Linked DNA regions of Homo sapiens: region 2 is linked to region 1. A link is an interaction called in ENCODE POLR2A ChIA-PET data of the cell type or tissue named here. Cell type or tissue: PC-9. All regions are shown on one strand. Each heading gives the region's core, and the rest is flanking DNA. Links, peaks and the distances in the headings are about the cores only.

Region 1 (4,390 bases), core at 117-4,116:
GCTCTGCAGACTTCTCTGAGTCCTGGACATCTGCAGCCTGGAATCCCCCTCCCTCTCTCGCAGCCCCATGGGGCAGCCCCTGTGACAAGGGAAGGGAGAACAGACAGCTGTGACCTGGAAGGGGGGCTAGAAGGGCCTCTGGCTGGCCTAAAACTCAGAGATTGGGACAGAGCAATGGTGCAGGAGCCGACTGGGGCCTCATTCCAGAAATGCCTTCCCCTTTCTCCATCTTGTGAGCCTGAAAGAGATGGGGGTGAGGGAAAAATAAAAGGCAATAACATCTGCACAGGCCCACCAGGCACCAGGGAGGTGCTGGGTGCTGTACCTGATGCTTACCGCCATCTCAAAGTTGGTCTTATTACTTCTAGCCTTCATTTGAGAAGACAGGCTCAGAGAGGTTAGGTAAATTGCCCATAGTGACCCGGTAAGTTAGTAGTAGTGTCAAGACAGAAGGAAACCCAGAACTAGGTCAATCTACCTCTACATATTGAAGCCTCATTTTATCCAGAGCCCAAAGAATTAGAACCAGGCAGGTCCAGAACGGAACCCAGGGATGGGGTTAGCCTTGTTTGCCTGCTGAAGGCTCAGTGCAATCATTGGCTGCATCACTGAGGTAGAAAGAATACTGAGAAAGGGCTGGGCGCAGTGGCTCACACCTGTAATCCCAGCACTTTGGGAGACCAAGGCGGGCAGATCACAAGGTCAGGAGATCAAGACCATCCTGGCTAACACGGTGAAACCCCATCTCTACTAAAAATACAAAAATTAGCCGGGCGTGGTGGCAGGCGCCTGTAGTCCCAGCTACTCAAGAGGCTAAGGCAGGAGAATGGCGTGAACTGGGAGGCAGAGCTTTCAGTGAGCCGAGATCGCGCCGCTGCACTCCAGCCTGGGCAACAGAGCAAGACTCCATCTCAAAAAAGATAAATAAATAAAAGTAAAAATAAAGAATACTGAGAAGGGGGAAGGGATAATAGATTTTACAAATTGCTCCTGGGTGATGGTGTTCCCTTTCCACACTGCAGTGTGTCTGGAAGAAGAGATCAGGTGAGAGGTCAGCAAACTGAAGGCTCAGCTGGAAAAACTGGGGGCTATCCAGGTTAGAGAAGACTTAGAAGAGGCTGGACTGTTGTTGACCCTGAGTGGACACTTGTTCTCTGGGAACAGATTGAGCCAGGATTGGTTAGGTTTTGCTATAATAATAAACAATCCCCAAATCTCAGTGGCTCACACAGCCAAGGTTTATTTCTTGCTCACATTACATGTTCAACACAGGTCAGCATGGAGCTCTCCTCATCCTAGTTGCTCGGGGATTCAGGGCAAGTCAGGCTTCATGTAGGCATGAGCTCCCCAAGACACTGCAGCAATGGCATAGGAAAGAGGTAAGCCACACACTGGCTATTTAGGCTTCTGCTCACATTTCACTGGCCAAAGGAAGTCACATGGCAACACGTAACTTCATGGGGCCAGGAAGTGCAATCACACCTAGAGCCCATGTGCAGATAGGAATGATTGACTGGCAGCACTCGTGACTACCTCAAGGATTAAAAGGGTAACTGGGGCTGTGGATGAATGCATAAGGAAGTTGACTTTGAGTCCATTTAAGCATGGCCTTCCCAGGAAAATAGTGAGTACCTATCAACAGAAGTGGGTAAGCTATGGTGGGATAGGTGCATTGCATTGCACGAATGTCATAGAAGATTCTCCACCATCACTGGCTTCACGGACTTCGTACCATACAGAGCAGTGGCCATTAAAGGCAAGGGTGCTGAAGCCAAAGGTGCCTGTGTCCAAAACCCTCTCTCTCTTATTGGTTGTGTTACTTTGTGCAGATTACCTAATATCACTGGGCTCCAGTCTCCTCCTCTGCCATGTAGGGATAATAAGAAGTCCATAGAATCATTGTGAGGATTAAATAAGCCCATAGGTTGGGAAGCTCTGATCAAGTCAGTTGCTCTTGCTGTTGTTCTCATTCCTACCCAAGATCTTGTAACCGCCCCTCCCAGAATCCTTGGCCACATCCCTCCCCCGGCCTCTCACATCCCTAAGACATTAGTCAGCAACCAGGACAGGGTTGGGAAAGCTCTGTGCACTGGGCCAAGCAGGCAGATCTTTTCCCACTAGTGTCGCATGGTCTGCTGGGGTAGGTTACTTTCCCTAACCCACCCTGCTCCCCAGTAGGTTTCCTCCCCGTCCTGTCTCCCAGCCGGACTGCAAAGCCATTTCCTTCTTCAGCTCATCCCCAAATCTTCCCTGACAGCCATGGGTCTGATTTTGCCTTCTCCACAATGTCGTATAAATGGAGCCATACAGTATGATGTCTTTCTGCTCTCTTGATTTATCTGTTTTACAGATATTTGGCCGTATCAGATGGGGGATCTCCTCTCCCCCTTCCCCCCCATCCAGTTAGATGGCTGGCATTTGCTCCTTGGTTGTTATCTTTGTAAGTCTAAGTAGGATACTTCTATTTTCAGCTATAGACAGTGTCCCTGGGCTCCCCACTTTCAGAGATAAAGCTATCAGTGCCCCTATCCTTCCCATAAGATCTAAAATAACCATTTTAGAAACATCAGGAGGAGGTGTGGCAAAGTGAGGTGGTGTGTTTCAGAAACGGGTGTTGAAGGAGCACAGAGGAGCCAGGGGAGAGAGGCTTTCTGGAAGAGGCGGGGTTGAGCTGGGCCTTGTCCTCTTACATCTCTGAGGGCAGCTGCCAGCCAACCTGCTCTGGGAGGTCTGCAAGCCCTGATCTGCAGTATCTCACTTCAGACACCAGGGGGAAGGCAAGTGGCTTCGCTGTGGTCACCTGCACAGCCAGACCATGGGCGGCTCAGCTCTCCCCACCCAAATCCCTTAGCGGGGCGGGAGATCTAGGCTCTTAGCTCTCAGCCCTCCATCCTCATGGAGGCTTAAATCCTTAAGTGCCGTCCAATGCTGTGGCTTCCAGGACTTGTGTTCATTGGAGTTGTCTCATCTGCACTCATCATTTCTCAAAGTGTGGTTCCTGGAGCCCTGGCATGGGAATCAGTTTGTTAAGCACATAGATTCCTGGGCCAGGCTTCAGACCTCCTGTTAGGGATGGGCCCCAGGACTCTGCATGTTTAATTCTCTATCCGTGTTTCTCTCACACACAGGATGGAGTGAGGCCTCTGGATCAAGACTCGCCATGATCTCAGCCCCTCAAACCCCTCCACCCTTTTCTCTCCTACTGTCCATGGCAGTTTCCAGGGAAAGGGTCTGTAATTTGAGGAAACATATATTTGATTCCTGGAGATTCACTGGTCACACTACCATGTACAAGCCCTGTGGTAAAGAAACCTGTATGACTTTGTTAAACCTAGCATTTCCCCAAATTATTTGACAGGGAACCCCCTTTCCCACTGTTTAACAGCTGCTTACATCACACCATACACAAAAGGCTACCCTAACCACCTCAGGCCTGACCTGATGGTTCCCTCCACAGTCCCCCCAAACACCATGCACTTTGCCACTTCTATTCCATCCCCTCCCTCCCACAGGAAGGCTTCCCAGATTTCTGTAGCACACCTGGCCTGAGGCTTCTTGGGGTTCCAGCCTCAAATAACCCTCCCTTCTATGTCATTTTTAGACACTCACTGGATGCTCCAGTTCCAGCCATCTTAATGTAACAAAACCCCTTTCCTTCCTTTGTTCTCAAAGAGAAGCAAAGCCACAGGCTCTCCTGGACAATATCTCCAAGAGAGGAATTCCAATTCCAATTCCCACCTGTTCCATAGGCTGAGCCCCAGCAGTCAGCCCTGGTCTCCTCCCAGGTCACCATCTCATTCATCAACACTCGCTAATGCAGACCACTCACTCACTCAGTACCGCCCTAAGCTGACCTCCACAGCGCATACTCAGAGGGGACAAAAAGTCATTGCAGGCCAGGCACAGGGGCTCATGTCTGTAATCCCAGTACTTTAGGAGGCTGAGGCTGGAGAATCACTTGAGCCCAAAAGTTTGAGCCTGCATGAGCTACAATTGGGCCACTGCACTTCAGCCTGGGTGACAGAGTGAGACCCTATCTCAAAACAAAAGTCATTGCAGCTAAAGTCAAGAACCACCTGGATTTCCATTCTCCATCCATTTAGCTCAGTGGTTCCTAAATATTTGCATTTCAAGGACCTGTAAGCAAACTGCATCCCCTGCCCACATGGAAGGCCAAACAAGAGTCCTAACTTTTTATTTGGTCAAGGACTACATTAAAATATAATCCGTTCTGCATTTCAGTTTTGGAGCCTTTGAATAAGAATCATCCATCATTTTGTGAGATAATTTTAATCCAAAAAATTTTTTTGGAGATGGGATCTCACTGTTGCCCAGGTTGGAGTGCAGTGGTACAATCATTGCTCACTGCATCCTCCACCTCCTGGGATCA
Region 2 (4,390 bases), core at 173-4,172, 940 kb before region 1:
TAGGCTGAGCCAGAACAGCTTGCAGCCAGTTTGCAGCTGCAGTGAGCCATGACTGGGGCCACTAATTACACTCTAGCCTAGGTGACAGAGCAAGACCCTGTACATAAAGAAAAAAAAAAAGCAGAAACTCAGGCCCACCCAGACTGCCCACTGGAATCTTGAGAGCTGCAAATCATTGATTTTCAGCACAAACAATTTTGCTCACCCCGGACACGGAGAGACTTGAACAAACACTAGCATAGTTTCTAGCAGCTCAAGGCCCTGTCTCAGGGATAACCCAGGCCCCTTTGGGTCCCTGCCTGGGGAAGCTCAAGGCTGCCAAAAGAATTTACCATTTGTTTCAGCCAATGCCTGATCATAGGTTTCTAATCTCCCTCGTTTTTCTTGAGATGGAGTCACACTCTGTCACCCAGGCTGAAGTGCAGTGGCGTGATCCCGGCTCACTGCACCCTCCGCCTCCTGGGTTCAAGCGATTCTCCTGCCTCAGCCACCCGAGTAGCTGGGATTACAGGTGCGCGCCACCACAACAGGCTAACTTTTGTATTTTTAGTAGAGACAGGGTTTCACCATGTTGGCCAGGCTGCTCTTGAACTCCTGACCTCAGGTGATGCACCCACCTTGGCCACCCAAAGTGCTGGGATTATAGGCATGAGCCATGGCACCCAGTCCCTCCCTCTTCTTAGAGGACATACTTTATAAAATTTACAATTGTAAATCCTTTCTGTCCCTTTGGGGGATATATGTATCTTCTGCTGCACAGGAATGTGTTTCTCACTTTTTCTGGGAGCCATCCCTTTGTCATATAATTATCAGGAATGATAAGGCCGACTCCTGGTCTCTGTGGGAGGCTAGGATCCTAACTTTGATAAATAAATTTGAGAGTTAGTAGACACAGATAGCCGAATCACATTGACCAATCTCCTTACCAGCTTTTTGTAATTTTGCACTTCCCTAGTTCTATTTGAACCTCCTCCCTCCCCTCTTTAAAATTCCATCACCTCTGCACAGATTGGAGCTAAGCTCAGTTCTATACTGAGGACTCTCTCCTTCTGCAGTAGTTATTGAGTAAAATCTGTCATTATTGCCTTTAGCGTCCAGCTTTTTAAGTCTCCATTTTAATAAGGTCCTTATGTGATGTGCATGTACATTACAGTCTGAGAAGCAGTGTCATAATATTTATCATTCCCTCAGTGACTTATCATAAACAGCCCTGAATGGGAAGGAATCACGCCCATTTTGCCAATGAGTTAGATCTTTGCTTAAGATCACACTGGTAAACTAGAAATTGATTATGCCTCATGACTCAATCCAGTGCTCTTTCCAAAATGACATGCTAATCAGAAAGAGAAGACCACACTGCACGTGAGGACCCAGGGGAAAAAAGTTGGTGAGAGCTCACAAAAAACCAAACATGTTTCTCTTGATGCATCTCCATTGGTGCAATGTCCTCTCAGGTTTTTTTTTTTGATATGGAGTTTCGCTCTTGTTGCCCAAGCTGGAGTGCAGTGGCACGATCTCGGCTCACTGCAACCTCTGCCTCCTGGGTTCAAGCGATTCTCCTGCCTCAGCCTCCCAAGTAGCTGGGATTACAGGCATGTACCACCCCGTCTGTCTAATATTTTGTATTTTTAGTAGAGATGGGGTTTCACCATGCTGGCCAGGCTGGTCTCGAACTCCTGACCTCAAGTGATCCTTCTACCTCGACTTCCCAAAGTGCTAGGATTACAGGCGTGAGCCACCACACCTGACCTCAGGTTCTTCTTTAGTTGCAAGAGAACTGTTTCACCATCAAGTGTCTTAGGTATTAAAGTTCTAAGTTTAGGTACTGAGTTATCCTATCAGTAGCTGGAGTCCCAAGGATGACAGGTACCAACCCTGTGCAAGTACCAAAGGCTATGGCCTCAAATGCTGCAGAAGCCCAGCCCTTTAAGGGCCCATGCATACCCCATGCAACCACTGCTACATGAAGTCAGGTGCAGGCATGGTCTTAGTGGGTCTTAGTCCCGAACCACTCAACCCTAACTCACTCTGCATACTCAATCCCGATGCTCTCCTACTTTCCCAGCTTTACCTCCAACATCAGTATCCATTCTTGCTTTCCTGGGTAAACACTGATTCCTTTCTCCTCCTGGCTGGGCCAGTCCCCTGGGTAAACACTATTTCCTATTTCCACCCCCACCTTTCTACTCCTGGGCCAGTTTGATGCCTTGAGTAGACTCCCTGTGGCCGAGCTCCCTGGTAGGTCTTGATGATGTCACTCAAACTTACACGACAAAATTCAAACAAAAAAGATAAAGTTATATTTCATCATCTCTATGTCCTTTCTTCTGATTTGCCAAATTAGGCTAAAAGACCAATAGAAAAACAGCTACCAATTTTAAACACCAAAGTCATTCCTCTAGGAAAGACAGCAAAATTACTAACGTGAATGACAGGATGAATTTTTCCTGGTCATTTTCAAACCACTTAGATAGCTAGAACCAGAGGAATCCCCCGAGGCACTTTACCCCTCAGCCATGGAGAATGCTGACTTTTTTTACTTTCAGCCAATTATATGGTAAATATAATTATTAGTTTTATCAGAAAATCTTATACATACAGGTGATTTCTGATGCATAATTTTATTAAAGCCAGAGATGGACATTTTTTCTAGAGAAACAGATCTCTGAGGTTAGAATGGAAGATAATGAAACAAGAGATTTCACTTTATAATTTACCTTTGTCAAACTATCCCAGAGCATGTCAATTCTATTATGAAAGTATTACTTTGACATCATATAACCAATTATTAATAGAAAACACACATGCCAAAAAACCTTAAATTTTGTAATCTTCAAGTCAATCATCAACTTTTCTTGAATTTTTGAAGACCCGAAAAGAAAAATAATTTCAAACAACAGCACTCAAACATCATATGCATTTGTAATGAGGCACAGCAATCAATTTTTTTTTTTTTTTTTTTTTAGTTAGAGTCTCAGTCACCCAGGCTGGAATACAGTGGTGTGATCTCAGCTCACCGCAACCTCCACCTCCCAGGTTCAAGTGATTCTCCTGCCTCAGCCTCCCGGGTAGCTGGGACTACAGGTGCCTGCCACCACACCCGGGTGATTTTTGTATTTTTAGTAGAGACGGGGTTTCGCCATGTTGCTCAGGCTGGTCTCGAACTCCCGACCTCAAGTGACTTGCTCACCTTGGCCTCCCAAAGTGCTGGGATTACAGGTGTGAGCCACTGCACCCAGCCTGGCAGTCAATTTTAAGCCTCCTATTTCCCAGGTTTTAGCTTAATAATCCTCATTAGTTTTTCAGATTTTTGTCAGTCTTGTTTTGGGGCTATTTTGCCTTAGTGGGCCTAAACAGAATATTAAAATACATTAATAATCCATACTGAGAGTAGAGTATAAATGGGTTTCTCACTCCTTAGGGACACGAGTGGAAACAATACATCCCATGAACACAGGTGAATGTCCCTGGTTATCCCTGAGCTGGGCAGTTTCACACAATCATTTTTTCTCTGAGGCCAAAGTCTGTGGTTTGATCATCTTAGCAGCTTCCAGAACAGAAAGTAGGTTTACTTTGTCTCCAAATTCTTTTTCTCGGTGCTCAAGAAGAATGCCCTAAAAGGAAACAAGAGATAATGTCAGTCCTCATCCTAAATCGTTCGTTCATGAGACAGGCATCGAGGACCAGCTGTCTGTCAAGCCTTTTGCTTGAATAGCAAAGGACACAGATCCAAATATGGCCTGGCTCCTGCCCTCAAGGAGTTCAGTCTTTGAGGGAAGATAGACCGGAGAAGGCCACATCCATCTGGCCTGTACCAGCAGCTCTAGAAGCAGGAAGTCAGAAGTGATAAAGCATGACAAGGGCAATCAGGGAAGGCCTCACAGAGGCACGGAGGGTAACCAGGATGTCTACAAGTAGAGATGCAGGTAAAAGAACATACCAGGTGAAGAGAAAAAAATGAAGCTAACACAGAAAGGCCCAAAGGTGTGGAAGTGGAGCTCAGAGGTTAGACTTTGGAAGGCACTGAATGACCATCTAAAAGAGAGACCCTCATTTTTCTTTAGTCTTCTAAGAAACTGGAAGCCACTTTCTTCTCATACAGTGAAAAAAAATGCACTAAGACACAAGATACCCCAAAGTTATCTAAAGTTGGAGGTAGTAAAAAAAAGACAAAATAACATGTTTGAGATCAGCATCAAGGAATCCTTGTTAGAGTTCTTTGATTCATTACATCTGGAAACTCATCTTAAAAAGAAAATCTGTAAATACACTGTGTCATTATTTATAAAGACTTAAAAAAAAAAAAAAGGCCCACCACACTGCAGAGATTATGGGCAAGCAGATCAGAAAATTATATTTACTTGCTCAGTAAACCATAATACAGACATTA

Evidence for each region. ChIA-PET counts read pairs that join two places held together with the same protein. Peaks named below come from ENCODE experiments on the same cell type or tissue, not always from the same donor. Only the 100,000 strongest peaks of a DNase experiment are listed, where the experiment ranks them.
Region 2: POLR2A ChIA-PET joins it to region 1 with 6 read pairs; 2 of 35 experiments call an interaction of 5 or more read pairs at or near these places.

Annotation. Positions count from the first base shown.
Region 1 is chr10:79,486,159-79,490,548 of GRCh38, reverse strand. No RefSeq gene overlaps it. Among named protein-coding and RNA genes, the nearest start is that of EIF5AL1, 24 kb to the left of the region's middle. RefSeq lists an enhancer at 34-93. In PC-9, for the core only: CTCF peaks have their summits at 2,571 and 2,772 (motif pointing right); a DNase peak (open chromatin) is centred at 2,028; H3K27ac peaks cover 517 bases.
Region 2 is chr10:80,431,210-80,435,599 of GRCh38, reverse strand. It overlaps PRXL2A (peroxiredoxin like 2A), which reads right to left. Exons shown (of 6, transcript NM_032333.5): 6 at 1-3,614. The coding sequence ends at 3,501. Among named protein-coding and RNA genes, the nearest start is that of TSPAN14, 21 kb to the left of the region's middle. In PC-9, for the core only: no CTCF peak of the experiment used is centred there; no DNase peak of the experiment used is centred there.